Regions from separate parts of the Mus musculus genome. Here all the other regions are linked to region 2. Evidence: chromatin loops called from intact Hi-C (ENCODE). Cell type or tissue: left cerebral cortex. All regions are shown on one strand. Links, peaks and the distances in the headings refer to the core of each region. The heading gives the core; the rest is flanking DNA.

Region 1 (5,326 bases), core at 219-5,218, 77 kb before region 2:
GAATCGTTAAACAAAAACATACTAGCTTATGTGTGCGAATGGATGCGTGTATACTGAGAATCCCCTGCCCATCATGCATGTGTACAGCTCAGAAAACAACTTTGGGAGTGCGTTCTTTCCTACTAGGGTCCCAGGGATGGAACTCAGGTCGCCAGGCTTGGCAGCAAGTACATTATCCGTTGAATCCTCTCACTAGCCTAGGTTGGCCTTTTTAGGAGGAATTGAACCTAAAATAGTAGTCAGTATTGAGAGTGGTGGATCACCTCTGAAGTCCAGCAACTTGGGAGGCTGAGACAGGAGCATTAATCGGCTGCGCCTGGGAGGCTGAGACTAGCGTTAGCAGTGTGGGAAACCTCACATTGTCCTGAAAAACAAGAAACCAGGTATTCACTTGTACATTGATAACTTTTAGAGTAGATAAAAGGACTTAGTTCTGTTGGTACTTAGAAGCCTCAAGGGAAGGCTAATGAGAGAGAGAGGGGGAGAGAGAGAGGAAGAGAGGGAAGAGAGAGGCAGATATTCTGCGTGTCTGTGTGTTTATTGAGTGAGCTTTTTTCTTCATTTTAATTTTTCCGAGATAGTGTCTCCTATGGCCTAGGCTGTCATAGATGAAAGTGACTTTGAACTTCTGATCCTTCTGCTGAGTTTCCATGGTGCTGGGATTAAACCCAGGGTTTTGTGCCTGTTAGGTGAGCACTCTGGAACTGAGCTATGTCCTCAGCCCCTTTAGCCCCACCTCTTCTCATCTTCATGAAAAACCATTTATTTGAGACAGGGTCCCATAGTGTAGCCCTGGCTGGCCTGAAACTCACCGTGTAGACCAGGTTGTCCTGCACAGGCAACAGAGCTGAATCTGCAGGTCCCTGGGAGGCATGGACAGGACCGCGAGAGAAAGCAGTGCCCAGACCCCTCTCTCCATTGCACAAAGGTGAAGCAGAAGTGATCTCAGATTTTAAATAGCTCCAGGTAAGTTGCATTTTTGCAAGATGCTGCAATCAATCCCAGCAGAAAACAATATGATCCTCTTTTGAATCCTACATGTTTCTTTTTTCAACACCTAGTATTTTATTCAGATAGCAGTCCCGTTACACATGGTCCAAGAACATTCAAATAAGAACTCAAATCGGAAGTTAAAGATTGGTCTTCAAACCTCATAGCCAACAATGCCACGTTTGCCTATGATCTCTCCGATATAAAACCACATCCACACCTCAGTGGCCACCAAACCATTCAGCACAGCTTCCTTCACTGTAAGGTGTTTGAAGCTACCAGTTTTAGCACTTTGAATGATTTTTTTCACGCTCTGAATAGCTGTAGGGATTTCACCAGGGGTTGAGGGAACCAGCTCAACCTTGGCGTAGTGCCAAAATGTGGCCAATCGAGGCTTCGAGTAAGTCACGGCAGCAGCCACCATCGATGGTGCCGTCTCTGCGAAGTTACGGATGAGCTTGGCCATGGTCTAAGGTGGAAGGTACGTCTCCCCGAACCACCGGCTGAATGTGAATCCTACATGTTTCTTGAGGCCAAATTGTAACATTCAGTCACTGAGTCAGGAGGAGGTTAGAGTTTGGCAGTGGTCTGTCCGGCAGAGTGAATTGTGCTGGGGTATCCAGGACTTCCAGGCCCTATCTGAATCAGACTGTGATTTTGGCTGATCATAAACAGCCCCTTTCTTTGCTTACAATTCTAAATTAAAAATAGGCCTGGCTGTAGTCCCATCTGCCTTTAACTCACACTGGCTAGTTTCTAAGTGTGCCAGGAACCTCACAATGTAGCCATTCTTCTCAGAACCTCCTACACAGGCAAGCACTAATTTGGTGATTCCATAAGTTGAACCCAAATGAGCCTCCGTGAGTCACAGTTGGCATGGATGCCGCTCATCGCTTGGCCTTGGCCTGTTTATGCCTTGAGTGATTTAATATGAAGATGAAACCTTAGCTCACTGCCCAGAAGAAATCATCTGTCATAATCCAGATCCAATGAGTGAGTAAGTGAATAACGCCATTGTAGATTCAGTGTGGGAGCACTGTGTCCTGTGAGTGATTTCCCAGGACAGGAGCTTTCCCCTGATCGGGAACATCCACCAGGATAGGTGAGTGAGCCAAGCAGGCATCTTAAAAACGATTTATGATTTCAGAAGCAAATCTGAAAATAAGTTTCAGGTAACAGCTATGCCAATGGTAGCAGTCTTGAGACTACAGCATTGACTTATGGGGGAGAAACAGAATATGACATTTGTGGCTTCAAAAGGGTAACGTAGGGGTCAGGTATAACAGTGAGCGCCCGTTATCCCAGTGTTTGAGAACAAAGGCAGGTGTTCAAGTTCATGGCCTCCCGAGTGCTGGGATTAAAGATGTGCACCGCCATGCCTGGCATTGAGTTATTAAAAACCAAGAAGGAAGGGGCTAGAGAAGTGGGTCAGGGATGTTGAGAATACTTGCTGTCTTCCAGAGGAAGATTCCCAGAACCACGTTATGTGGCTCACGGCTTCCCACAACCCCAGCTTCAGGGCTCTGGCGCCCTCTTCTGGACTCTTTGGGGGCCTGTACACATATGCCACTCACCCACCATGTGCACATAATTAAAAAATAAATCATAAAAACTCCAAGAAGAATATGGATTTGTTTATTGTATGTGGAGAAAGGGCATACACATGCTGTGGGCACGCGTGAAGGTCAGAGGCTAACATGCAGAGTTGATTCTCTCCTTCCACCATGTGGGTCCTGGGAAGTGAACCCAGGCCAAGGGGCCTCGTGCCTTACCTACCTTATCACTGGCTCCGACTTACTACTTTCACCCTCCCTCCTTCCCTCCCTCCTCCCCTCCCTCTCTTCCTCTCCCTCTCCCTCTCTCCTTTCCTTCCTTCTCTCCCTCCTTTCTTTTTTGAAACTCTCGCTGATTGAAAGTTTTGATCTATCACATCAGTCATTTTTGTCTCAAAAGTTAGGAAGTTTCATTGAATAGCATGTAAGTTGTGGGGTTTTTTTTTTCTTTTTTTTTGGGGGGGGGGCAGTTTCGAGGCAGGGTTTCTCTGTGTAGCCCTGGCTGTCCTGGAATTCACTTTGTAGACCAGGCTGGTCTTGAACTCAGAAATCCGCCTGCCTCTGCCTCCCAAGTGCTGGGATTAAAGGCGTGCGCCACCACGCCCGGCTTTTGTAAATTGTGTTTTACAGTACCATGCATTATAGCTTATGTTGCTCTCTTATGCTACGAGATAAAAAGGCTGTAACCCTTGGCAATAATCTATATTAAAGCCTTTTCAGGGCTGGGGCTATCTCAAAGCCGTGTTTACCTGGCACAGACAACACCCTGGGTGTGACCCTTTGCTCCACAAAAAGCCCTTGTTGGAATCCTAGCAAGAGGATTGTGTCTGAACCCAGCCTGGGCTAAATAGTGAGACCCTGTCCTTATAAGGAAAACAACGGGTTTCAAGCATGGCGCTGCTTCTGCCTGTGCTGTCTGTAGCTCTTGCTCCTCAGGAGGCTGAGCCATGGAGGGGATTAGTTAAGCCAGCCACACAGTGAGACAGACTCAAACGTAAGGTTTTCCATGGATGCATTTACAACCTGGCTATTGAGAAGTCAATGAGGACTTTCTTTTAAATAGTTTTTTTGTTGTTGTTTGGTTTTTGGCAAGGTTACTAGGTAACCCTGGCTGTCCTGGAACTCAATGTGCAGAGCAGGCTGGCCTTAAACTCAAAGATCCGCTTGCTTCTCCCTCTGAGTGTTGGGATAAAAAGTGTGTGCCAGCCATGCCTGACTTGGGTGTGTGTGTGTGTGTGTGTGTGTGTGTGTGTGTGTGTGTGTGTGTGTGTTTGTTTAAGACAGTCTCCCAGTGCAGCCCAGGCTAGCCTTGAATTTGAGACAATCTCGCTTGACCTCTTAAATACTGGGATTAGAGGCTAGCACTACCACACTTGGCTTAACATTGTATTTATGTGTGGCTATTTTGCATAACTGAACATAGTTAAGTATATTAGTATAATATGATTCCAAGCAGTGGGCAGGATTGGAGGAATCAGGAGGAGGGATTTTTTTTTCCTTTGTTTCTTCTCTTTCTCCCCCCCCCCTTTTTTTCCTTCTTTTTTCTGAGGCAGCGTTTTTGGCATGTAGTCGAGGCTAGCTTTGAATGTCAGAGAGCTTCCTGCCTCACCACCAGAGTGAAGAGGTTTTTCAAGCATTGCTTTGGGGTATGGGGAATGCAGTTGTTACTGGTCTGGGATTTTTCATAGAATTTACAGGGTTTACTGTTTCTGAATAAAATGTCAACTTTTAGGGCAGATAGAGACTAAGTCCTTATTATTTTAACTAAACACCAGTTGTCAGATATGGAGAAACACTGAGGCAAGGAGCTGGCTAGCAGTCTGGAGCACAGCAGGATGGCCCTAAGTGGGATGAGACTTTTGTCACTTTCTGAGACCTTTGGAGAGGCCACAGCCTGTGACATCAGGTGTCAGGAGAGCCTATCTTCAGGCCCTCTAAGCTCAAAGCATCAGAGCCCTCACCAGCCCTCAGGCTGCATGGGTGCAAGGGCCTTGGATGTGCTATCTGGACCAGGAAAGCATTCCTTGGGTAGAAACAGCATGGGACTGGGTGACTCAGGAATTCATGGGGCTCTGCGGTTTAGTGAAGTGAGCGCCAAGGACAGCAGTGGGGGATGGGTTCTTCTTACACAACGTTTCTCAGCAGGCAGAAGAACTTGCTTTCCAAGTTCCCAGTTACCTGTTCTCTTCAGTGCTGGCAACTCTCCCGTATCTGAAAGAAGCCATCCGTCCTCCAGTCTCAGGTCTCCACCACCAGGTGTCTGAGACCCTCTCCCCTAAGCTTCCCAACGCTTTAGATTACACATTTTTTTTTTTTTTTGAGACAGGTGTCTTAGGGTTTTACTTCTATGAACAGACACCATGACCAAAGCATCTCTTATAAGGACAACATTTAATTGGGGTTGGCTTACAGGTTCAGAGGTTCAGTCCATTATCATCAAGGTGGGAACATGGCAGCGCCCAGGCAGGCACGGTTCCAGGAGAAACAGAGTTCTCTACCTTCATCTGAAGGCTGCTAAGAGAAGACTCACTTTCAGGCAGCTAGGATGAGGGTCTTATAACCCACACCCACAGTGACACACCTACTCCAACAGGGCCACACCTTCTAGTCCTGCCAGTCCCTGGATCGAGTATATACAAAACATCACAACAGGGTTTCCCTGTGTAGCCCTAGCTGTCCTAGAACTCACTGTGTAGTGTAGGCTGGGCTCAAACTCAGAGATCCATCTGTCTCCTGAGTGCTGACACAATCATTTAAAAAAAAAAAAAACCAAAATCTTTTTC
Region 2 (5,326 bases), core at 152-5,151:
GCTAAAAATTAGGATTTCATTCTCAAAGCTCAGTCTTGGAAGAATTTCAAGACTATTAGAGGAGAAAATTGTGACTTGTTTTGTACAATAAAGCTGAAAGTTAATGTTTCCTTATCTGCACACCTGTGACTCCGCACTCCAGTCCCTGGATGAGTTCTCAAATCAATCCTTAAGGCTCAGCAACATGTTCAGACACGTCATTTCCTTTTCTGCCAGTGCTTATCGTTCCTTAAAGCGCTTTGTGAAATTATTTTCCTTTCTTTCAGATTTATTTAGATTCTGAGACAAACCTTAAATGGTTTTTCTATGTTGACTAGAGGATACCAAGAGGCCGGATTTGTGCCCTGCTTTGACAGTTAATGAGTTTGGAAAATACCTCAATATAAAAATCTTGCCAACAAGTTCAGTCCAGAACCGATCAGTTCAGTTCAGATCCAGAACAGATCTCAAAGAGTAAAACTGCACAACACCCGGGATACGCTCTTCTTTCCCCAACTGCCCTGACACGGAACCCACTAGCCGACTACTCAAAAACTCCCGCCGGCCACCCGCCCCTGCGCGCTGCAGGAAACCGGTGGAGGCGGGGGAGTTGCGGGCGGGGCCGCAGGAGTCAACGCTTGCCGTTCATTGGCTTCCGCGCCGGAAGCGGCGGTACCGTCCAGCTGCGCACGCGCCCTTTCCCGTGCTCGGGAACACCGCCTCCAGTGCTGGGGCCGGCTGTCACCATGCTGCGGCAGTGTGCTCGCTGGGTGTTGACGCGCACCCGGTTCGGCCGCGGCTGTCGCCGCTACGGTTCGTGCTCGCCGAGCGCTAGTGGCGACGCCGGGGAAGCGCGGGCCTACTTCACCACACCTATCTTCTACGTGAACGCCGCGCCGCACATCGGGCACCTGTACTCGGCGCTACTGGCCGACGCCCTGTGCCGCCACCGTCGTCTCCGAGTTCCCGGCTCTGCGTCCACGCGGTTTTCCACCGGCACGGATGAGCACGGCCTGAAGATCCAGCAGGCGGCAGCCACCGCCGGCTTGGCCCCGATCGAGCTGTGCGATCGAGTGTCTGCCCAGTTTTTGCAGCTTTTCCGGGAGGCTGACATCTCTTCCACGGACTTCATCCGCACCACGGAGGCTCGGCACCGAGTAGCGGTGCAGCATTTCTGGGGTGTGCTGGAGGCCCGGGGTCTGCTTTACAAAGGGATCTATGAAGGGTGGTATTGTGCCTCGGATGAGTGCTTCTTGCCGGAGGCCAAGGTTACTCGGCAGGTGGGTCCGTCCGGGGATCCCTGTCCCGTGTCTCTCGAGAGCGGACATCCTGTCTCCTGGACGAAGGAAGAAAATTACATTTTCAAGCTTTCTCAGTTTCGAGAACCACTCCAGCGGTGGCTTGGAAACAATCCTCAGGCAATCACACCGGAACCGTTCCACCAGGCAGTTCTTCAGTGGCTGGAGGAGGAGCTGCCCGACTTGTCCGTTTCTCGAAGGAGTAGCCATCTGCACTGGGGCATACCAGTTCCCGGGGACGACTCGCAGACCATCTACGTGTGGCTGGATGCCCTGGTCAACTACCTCACTGTAGTTGGCTACCCAGATGCAGATTTCAAGTCTTGGTGGCCAGCCACCTCTCATATCATAGGTAAGGACATTCTCAAATTTCATGCTATTTATTGGCCTGCCCTTCTCCTAGGGGCAGGATTGAGGCCACCACATCGCATCTATGTCCACTCGCACTGGACGGTGAGTGGCCAAAAAATGTCCAAAAGCTTGGGCAACGTGGTGGATCCCAGGACTTGCCTTGATCGCTATACTGTGGATGGCTTTCGCTACTTTCTCCTTCGGCAGGGCGTTCCCAATTGGGACTGCGATTACTATGATGAAAAGGTGGTTAAATTGCTGGACTCCGAGCTGGCAGATGCCTTAGGAGGGCTTTTAAACCGGTGCACTGCCTACAGAATAAATCCTTCTGGAACCTACCCATCTTTCTGTGCTGCCTGTTTCCCCAGTGAGCCAGGGTTAACGGGGCCGTCAGTTCGTGTGCAGGCAGAAGACTATGCGCTTGTAACTGCAGTGGCCACTTTACCCAAACTGGTAGCGGGCTATTATAATGACTTTCAGATCTATAAGGCTCTGGAGGCGGTATCCAGCTGTGTTCGGCAAACTAATGGTTTCGTCCAAAGGCACGCACCATGGAAATTGAACTGGGAGAGCCCTGAGGATGCTCCCTGGCTGGGTACCGTGCTTCACGTAGCCTTGGAGTGCTTGCGAGTGTTTGGAACTTTGCTTCAGCCTGTTACTCCAAACTTAGCAGATAAACTGCTGTCAAGACTGGGAGTCTCTACCACAGAGAGAGGCCTTGGAGAGCTCTACTTCCTACCTCGATTCTATGGACACCCATGCCCCTTTGAGGGGAGAAAGTTGGGACCTGACACTGGGCTTTTGTTTCCTAGACTGGACCAATCTAGGACTCGGCTAGTGAAAGCCCACAGGACCTAGGAACTCAGCTCTTACTGACTGGTAGTAAAAGATCAAATGTATTCTTTTTGCGTTTTTAAGTAAAGTCATGCTTAAAGAGTATGTATCAAATGAGCACATAAACTATGTCCTTATGAACAGAACGATTCAGGTCTCTCTAACCCAGTCCTTTTCATTTCTCAGTGCCATTAATCACTGTTCTTGCTCACCAATGTCTCCAAGAGAAGGATGGAAGATGCTGACACTTCCTTCTCATTGCACCTTCTCCCAACCCAGGGTCAGGGCTTCTGCTCCCCAGGCTAATTTAACACAGCCCCTTCTTCAACTAAATCTAGGGTTGGAAGTCCCTGCTCTGTTTTTACATGTCAGCCCTACTTTGTTAAACAGAGTCTCCTGTTAAAGAGGTTTTTTTTTTTTTGAACTTTAGGAACTAGTGTCCTAGACTTTTACCCATGTCAACCCAGCAGTTGTGCTTTGTAATACTACACTCCATCCAGTAGATGGCTCTGCTCGCACACATTGAGCTCCTTGAGAGTGTCCTTTCAGAAGACAGAATTATTTTCAGCTGTTTAATTCACAGAATTTTAGAATTGTACTGTTCTTAAAGGATAACTTTGGAAACACTGATATTTTTACAACAGAAGGACACTAGAATTCTAATTTTAAAACTATTAAAGTGACATGTACAATAGGATATAAGTAAATATGACAGGTTTATATTAAAAAACTAAAAAGCTCTTGAGGTACACTGTACTACAGATAATAGTAACAGTTACATGTTCATCTATAAAGCCCTCAAAAGGGTTGTATTCTTTATATTATTTCTTATCCACATACATAATTTACCTCATGATTATTTTTGGTCAACCAGGATACATAATATAGGAAAGATATAATATTGTAATTAGTGAATTTATGTCAAAATAGTTTTTGTTGATTACTCTCTTTGAGACAAGCTTTCACTATGTAATTTGTTATCATCAGTCTCTTGCTTCCACTTTTCAGGTGTTGGGATTACAGGGTATGCCACCATGCCTGCCTTTTAACTTATTAAAGTGTGGTTCTAAGTACCTTCTTTACAGCTGTTTGGTTACACTCATTGACAGTAATGTTGCAGGGAGAAAATGATCAGTGTTCAGAACTGTCTGGGATTCAGGGCTCTCTCCAAGGCTCCAGAGAAGATGTTACAGTAACAATTAGTGCAGTGATTAGATAGTCAGCCTTATGTTTCAAATTAACGGGACAGCTAGGCCACAGTTTAAAATGAGCTTGCTTTGGAACATACATTTTAAGTATGGTATTAAGGAAAAAGAGCTCACTATGGAGTAAATAATTGTGCTGGAAGTTTCTCCAGGCTTACTCTAAAGTGCCACTTTTCATCTCTAGTTTCTACTAATTATCAAAGTGACAGATTGTAGGTTGCTAGGGAGCACAGCATGGTAAGGTGAAGGACCATTTCCACAAGCTTTCCTTTGGACTCCTTATATCATTTTGTGCCTTAGATCATCCCAGGTCTCAATATGGCATTCTCTACTTACCTGCTGAGACTAGTAGGATAAACTACTGAGGTATAGGGCAGTCTCGGGACTGTGTAGTGATGCAAGGTGGTGTTTCTCAGAAAGTTAGACATCTGGAAAAGTAGTGAGATTCTAACCTCTCCTTTGGTGAGCTCTTACTGCAGTGTTTTAGTTTGCCATGGACCTAGTGTCTTCCATAGGCGAGCCTCATGTCCCTGTGGAGATTTGCTTGCTGTTTGAGTTTTTGCAGCTTGTTATCTGTGAAGGCATTTAACTAGCTGCTATTAGACATGAGATGGGAGTCCAGAAAAGAGATCACTTAATTCTAGTAGCCAGGGCATTCAGAGTGGAGGAGTGTGGTAAATTGGATCCTCTTTCTGTGGTGATAAGGTCAGACAGATTTCTGTAATAGGCAAGAAGGTCAGACAAATAGTCTTTTGGCATTTGTGTTTGGTTTGACATAGCAGTTCAGAATTGCCAAGCAGAGAGTTACATTTACCTGGAGGGATTGCGCTTCCAAGGTAAGGGATGGTGTGTGTGTGTGTGTGTGTGTGTGTGTGTGTGTGCTTAATGTGGAGGTTTGTAAGATTCCCTATTCCAGAGATGTTAGTACTTTATGTGGCATCTTTTAGAACCTTTTGTCTCCCCCACCCCTATACCTTTGTGATTCTTTTGGAGGTAGTATTACAGGAAGTGACAGCACAGCACAGGGTTTTTAAGGGCTTCACATTAGGAAGCTATGAGACTAGGATGGACCAAGAGCTTAGTGGTGGAGCACTTACCGAGCATGGAGGGACCTGGGTTCAGTCCTCAGTACTGCCAAACAAATAACAGGTCTCACCTCTTCCGATTCCTGTCCTCTGACTACAGTCATGTAAGAAGCAGTAGTAACGCTCATGTTAAATAGTATTACTGTGTATGTACTGAGAGGTATATTCTACATAAAACTGATTAGGCACTTTACAAATTGGAAAAACCTGGGACTGTAAAAGCAGCAAGTAGGCAGACTCTGCACTTAAAACCTCAGTCATTTTATAACGTTTTATAAATAGGTACTTTTCTTGAAATCCTATGAGCTTTAATAAGTGCAAACAGGCTAATAGACTATGAAGCTGATGCCAGAGTGTCAAGTCTATTGGCTGGAAGTTGGGCCCTAGAGCACAAGCTTGTTTGATGGGTTTTGTTTTGGTGAAGGTTTTAACTGTAATTTCAATAGAGTTCTTTAGCCTTAGAAGTTCTGATATTGGCCTGGCTATTAGTTGATCATCTTGTAGGCCTCACAAAAGGATGACTCATGAAGCAGAAGTAGTGAGATGATGAAGATTATTATAGTAGGGATGGCTT
Region 3 (5,326 bases), core at 219-5,218, 150 kb before region 2:
CGTGCCAGCACTCTCCTAACTGTACCAAACAACACAGTATGCACTCAATCAATCTCAGAATTTCATAATTAAGTTGAAAACCAACAACATTTTGAAAACTTGACCTAGATGTTGTGTGGTGGCTCACACCTGTAATCCCAGTACCTGACTAAGACTAAAGACTAAGACAGAATGGCTAAAAATTTGAGACCAGCATGTATTTATACAGGACACCATGCCAGGGAAGGCTAAGACCTACTCATTCTTGGCTGCAGAGATAGCTTAAAGGTTAAGAGTACAGGGTCTTGGTCTGGGTGTGGTAGTGCCCACCTTTAATCCTAGCACTCTGAAGGCAGAAGAAGCAGGCAGATCTCTGAGTTTGAAGCTAACTAGCCTGGTCTACAGAGAACCCTGAATTTTCACTTCCATTAATTGAGACAAGTTAAAAAACAAGATGTGGAAGATGGTCTAGGGGATAAAAGTACTTGACCCACAAGCCTGAATGAAGCCTCAGTTCCACCTTGGAAACCCACATAAGTAAGGAAAGGGCAATTCCACCAAGAATGAACACTCACAAACTCTACAACGAATGTAATAAAAAGGACAAAGATAAAGACAACAGAATTCTTTACAGGATAAGATCAATGATATACTCTTACCTCTCCGGATTTCCACTGGATTAGCCCCTTTGCTGATCTTCTCAAAGCCCTCCTTGGCAATAGATCGTGCCAGAACAGTGGCAGTGGTGGTGCCATCCCCAGCCTCTTCGTTTGTGTTATTGGCAACGTCCTGAACAAGTTTAGCTCCAATATTTTTGTATTTATCCTTTAAATCAATTGACTTTGCAACAGTGACCCCATCTTTTGTTACTTTGGGACTTCCCCAACTCTGTTCAATAATCACAGTTCTTCCCTACAGCGACAGGGAAAAAAAAAGCAACCCTCAATGATAACCCTCAAATTTGTCATTTTTAACCATCCTGCAACATGAATCTCAAAGCCACGTTAATCAACCATCTTAGGTCTATAAAAAATGAGCACTGATCATTTGCCAGGAGTCCAACATTGAATGAAGCACAACAGGAATTCCCTGGTACTAACAGATGCCACCCATAAAACAAGAAAGCACAGATGTTAATCGCCAAATCCCAGAACACTCTTCACATCATTTGCACTTGAGTTTTGGCTATGACCTAGGTTTATTTTGTTTTCTGAGACAGGACATTTCTGTGTAGCCTTTCCTGTCCTCAAACTCACAAAACACAAAGATCTGCTTGCCTCTGCCTCCTAAAGGCTAGCTGGAATTAGAGGCATGCACCACTACCACTACAGCCCTGCTTATGAACTATTTTTAAAACATGTTTTGCTTTAAAATTCATTCACTAAATATCAGCCAGTAAGATAATGTGCTTTTCTGGTTCGCTCAATAAAAAACTTCAAATATGACACCAACAAGTATTGGCAACTTTTGGATTTGAACCAAACTTCTATTGTCTTGAGCTATGTAAACAGTTCTTAAAGATGCAGGTTTTGGGGGGGGGGGTGCATGTGTGGAAGACTTTTGGGATAGCATTGGAAATGTAATTGAGGAAAATACGAGAAAAAAAAAAAAGATGCAGGTTTTTTTGTTGTTTTGTTTTTCAAGACAGGATTTCTATTGTTGCCATGCTTTCCTGAAACTTAGAGAACTACCAGCCTAAGCCTCCTGAGTGTTGGGATTATGCAGCTCTTTAGACCAGTTTAGCATTAATTTAAAATGACTGTGCACCACATCCAATGGTGTCCTCAAAGTACTATAGCTCCCTATTCAGCCACACAAATGTGTGATCACAACCTCTGATCTTAGCACTGCTCTGAGTTCAAGGCTGACTTGGCCAGCTATGGTTAGAGACCCTGTGAGTATAATACTGAATTCCTACACTTGAGATGTAAGTTGTTCAAGGACAGCCTTGCCACAAGGGAGTTAGAACTCAGACTAAGCTAGTGAGACTCTCTCAAAAGCAAAAACTGGACAATTTTTTTGCAATGTGAAAATTGTAGCAATCACGAGGTGTACAATGAAGGGACGAATGGAAGACCACAAAGGTTTTCTCCCAAGGGCAAGTGAAAACAGTCTGGTGATATGTGTTGCAGAAGCTGGTGGATGGATCGCTCTGAGTCTCAGGACAGTCTAGGCTACCGGAGAAATGCTGTCTTAAAAACAAAACCCCCAAACAACAAAGCCCATAAAGTAAAGTTTGTAAAGATGGCTCAGCGGGTAAGAGCACTGACTGCTCTTCCGAAGGTCCCAGCAACCTTCAAATCCCAGCAACCACATGGTGGCTCACAACCACCCGTAATGAGATCTGACACCCTCTTCTGGTGTGCCTGAAAACAGCTACAGTGTACTTACATATAATAAATAAATCTTGAAAAAAAAAGGTTTAGTTACTTAAAAAAACAAAACAAAAAACACAGAAACCAATGATTCTATGCTAGTGCATTTTGCCTTATGTGTTGGAGTATTTCAGCACAATGAGTGAACTCTCACATTACAGCTATATACTTTGAGGTATTATTAGACTTAAGTTGTACTTTCCCCTCTATACCCTCTAACTACTGGGACGAGATCCAAAATTTAATGCAAGCATGCACAAAATCATGACTATAGTTTGAAAATCCTCCTTGAGATATTACTACTCTATTACATCACAATGTACAAAAGTCCCCCAAATCGCCTGGAGCAGTAGTAAGGACACCATGGTGGTAGAATGACCAATAGACCTCCTGACTAAATAACACCTCTAGACCACTAAGTTGTACCACATGCAAATTAGATTTTTCACAAAACTTGATAACAAATTGCTGTCTTGCAGCTACTATATTCTTTAACACCATTTAAGTATACTGGTACCTTTGGCCCCATTGTAACAGCTACAGCATCTGCTAAAAGGTCTACACCTTGAAGCATTAAGGCTCGAGCGTCCGCACCAAATTTTACATCTTTGGCATAGGCCCGAGTGAGATGAGGAGCCAGTGCCCGGGACACTGGTCTCATCTGGCGAAGGACTGTGGGTAGTCGAAGCATTTCTGGGGAAGGAAAAAAGAAAAATCACTACAAACTTGTCCAACGGTGCTTCAAAACATGGGAGGCTAGATTGGAGCTGGGCTGTCCTCTGCTAACCACCATGCCTGGGCGCTGCAGATTCAGGGCATAATCTGCTAGCCAACTGATCATGGAGGCTGACCCCAAGCCTGACCAACAGCATAAGCACAAAGCACAGAAAACCACATCCCCATGGCCACCCACTCTGCCCTCTCAAGTTAATCTTTCACTGCCAAAGCGGCCTTGGGAGCAGATCCACTCCGAAAAGTGTCCAAAGGAAAAAAATCAAGTTGGTGCAAGCAAGGCAGGTTCTAAATGCAATTGCCTAGAGAACTACAGAAGTACTCATGACGGTGCAAAACCCTCTGAGTGTGTCGCCAGGTATCCACCCGAAGCTACGGTAACACAGCAGCTAGCAAGGCCGGAGGAAAAGACAGTAGGTCAGTCCAGCCTCGCGGCCCCACGTGTCTTCCCGACCAGGAGCCCCGAGCAAGGTCAAAGTGAACACCGGACCGCCGCGGCCACCGGGGACTAAAGGACCCCGACCACCCTCCCACAGAGTCCTGCAGTGCGCCAGGCGCAGGTGGCACCAGAGGGCCCAAGTTGCTTCCACCCTAGCCCGCCCTTGCTCCGGCGCTCGGCCTGGATCGCGTGGTCCCCGCCACACGTGATGAAACCAGCGTGGCCCCGCTGGGCCTGGACAAGTGAGCCGAGCCTGCGGCGTCGCTGCCAGACTTCTCCCCCTAGTCCTCCGTGCTCGGTCCGCGCTGCAAGCAGCCCCCCGCGAGCGCCGGGGCGCCCTGCACGCCGAGGCCGCGTACCTGCGGGGCGGCGGCAGGAGAGCACGAGGCGAGGCAGGCCGTCTGCGGCGAGTGAGGGACCCAGCTCTGGGCGCGCACCGCAATGAGCCCGAGTCCCCTCCCTCCCCGCCCCGCCCCGCGGCCCCGCGTGTGCGCGCGCGCGCCCCCCGCTCTCTCCCACGCCGGGGCCCTGCAATCTGCATGCGGCGCGCGCGGCCCCGCCCTCCGTACCAGAGCCGCCTCAGCTCTGCGGCCTCAGCCCTCTCCCGCCGCCCTACGCTGGTTCCTGGGCCACGGTCCGTTCTAGAACCTTCCGGAAGGCCCCGCGCGTCCCGTGGGTGAAAGGTCAAGTGGCGTCATTTCCGGGAGGGGGGCTCGTTCTTTCACCTCGGCGGCCGGCCTGGAAAAGCCTAGAAAGTGCTCCCCTTTTCTTCCGCCTCCGGCCGCCCGCGTCGGCCCCCTTGCGCGGAGCCCTCGCCACCAATCGGCGCGCGCGTCGGCGTGGCCGCCCCCTCTCACGCTCGGGGGGCTGAGTGCGCCTGCGCGCTGCGCGGCCTTTTCACGTGTCCCAGCCGGCCAGCAGGACTCTCCTTGCAGCAGCGGCCCGAGTTCAGAGTCCGGAGCTGCGGTGGTGGCGGCGAAGGCGAGAGTCATGGTGAGTGTCTCGTGGTTGGCAGGCCTGCGGGTCCAGTTCGGCCTGCGGCCCACGGCGAACCCTTGTGCGCTTTGGGACTAATAGGACAGGGGTCCGGGGTCTGGTCAGTGTCCGGTGTCCGCCCATGGCTCTGCAGAAGCGAGGCCATTTCTCTCTCCACCATGGCTTTGCCGCACGCACGTGTGCGACAAAGCGTCTGGGGCAGGGGGCGGGAACCCGATGCACACGCAGAAGCCCACCTGCCCTGGCAGGGCTTCAGTGGATGTGTCCTATGTTGGAGAAAGACTAAGATCCAGGCTCGAAAAGTGACGCCACTCCCCCGTTATTCGAATTTTTAAAAAAATTAAAGAAATGTTTGACCTTGGAATAGATCAAGGTGGCGATTGCTGATTAGTAATGAAGACCCCCCCCCACCACCACCACCACACACACACACACACCAGACAGGGAAATGAAACTCAGTTTGTCCTATATAGAGTGGAACACTGAGTATATTCTAAAAGTACACTTGAATTTTCTTGTCCTTTTTGGAACAGGTCAGTTTTGACCTGTTGAGAGTTAAGGCTTGCGGTGGTCTTAACTGTTCGTGTTCTGACACTTCGAACTTACACTCTGTTTGATCACATTTCTCTCCACAGGCTGGACAAGCTTTTAGGAAGTTTCTTCCGCTCTTTGACAGAGTATTGGTTGAAAGGAGTGCTGCCGAAACTGTAACCAAAGGTGGCATTATGCTTCCAGAAAAGTCTCAAGGAAAAGTGTTGCAAGCAACGGTCGTGGCTGTGGGGTCAGGAGGGAAAGGAAAGGTAAA

What was found. Hi-C counts contacts between places; a loop is a spot of excess contacts. Peaks named below come from ENCODE experiments on the same cell type or tissue, not always from the same donor. Only the 100,000 strongest peaks of a DNase experiment are listed, where the experiment ranks them.
Region 1: a loop joins it to region 2, with 4 times the contacts of the local background. A loop is called at or near these places in 2 of 42 quality-filtered maps.
Region 3: a loop joins it to region 2, with 3 times the contacts of the local background. A loop is called at or near these places in 9 of 42 quality-filtered maps.

What each region holds. Positions count from the first base shown.
Region 1 is chr1:55,159,596-55,164,921 of GRCm38, forward strand. It overlaps the pseudogene Gm6822. Among named protein-coding and RNA genes, the nearest start is that of Mob4, 31 kb to the left of the region's middle. In left cerebral cortex, for the core only: a CTCF peak has its summit at 2,526 (motif pointing left); DNase peaks (open chromatin) are centred at 1,796 and 2,441; H3K27ac peaks cover 1,206 bases.
Region 2 is chr1:55,236,515-55,241,840 of GRCm38, forward strand. It overlaps Mars2 (methionine-tRNA synthetase 2 (mitochondrial)), which reads left to right and starts at 663. Exons shown (of 1, transcript NM_175439.3): 1 at 663-3,544. The coding sequence starts at 726. The coding sequence ends at 2,486. In left cerebral cortex, for the core only: CTCF peaks have their summits at 747, 966 (motif pointing right) and 2,963 (motif pointing right); DNase peaks (open chromatin) are centred at 652, 1,441, 1,818, 2,070 and 1 more place; H3K4me3 peaks cover 3,278 bases; H3K27ac peaks cover 1,150 bases.
Region 3 is chr1:55,083,895-55,089,220 of GRCm38, forward strand. Hspd1 (heat shock protein 1 (chaperonin)) reads right to left here and starts at 4,038. Exons shown (of 12, transcript NM_010477.4): 1 at 3,885-4,038; 2 at 2,872-3,047; 3 at 639-891. The coding sequence starts at 3,045. It overlaps Hspe1 (heat shock protein 1 (chaperonin 10)), which reads left to right and starts at 4,254. Exons shown (of 4, transcript NM_008303.4): 1 at 4,254-4,518; 2 at 5,157-5,321. The coding sequence starts at 4,516. In left cerebral cortex, for the core only: a CTCF peak has its summit at 2,338 (motif pointing left); DNase peaks (open chromatin) are centred at 3,000, 3,755 and 4,267; H3K4me3 peaks cover 3,075 bases; H3K27ac peaks cover 1,681 bases.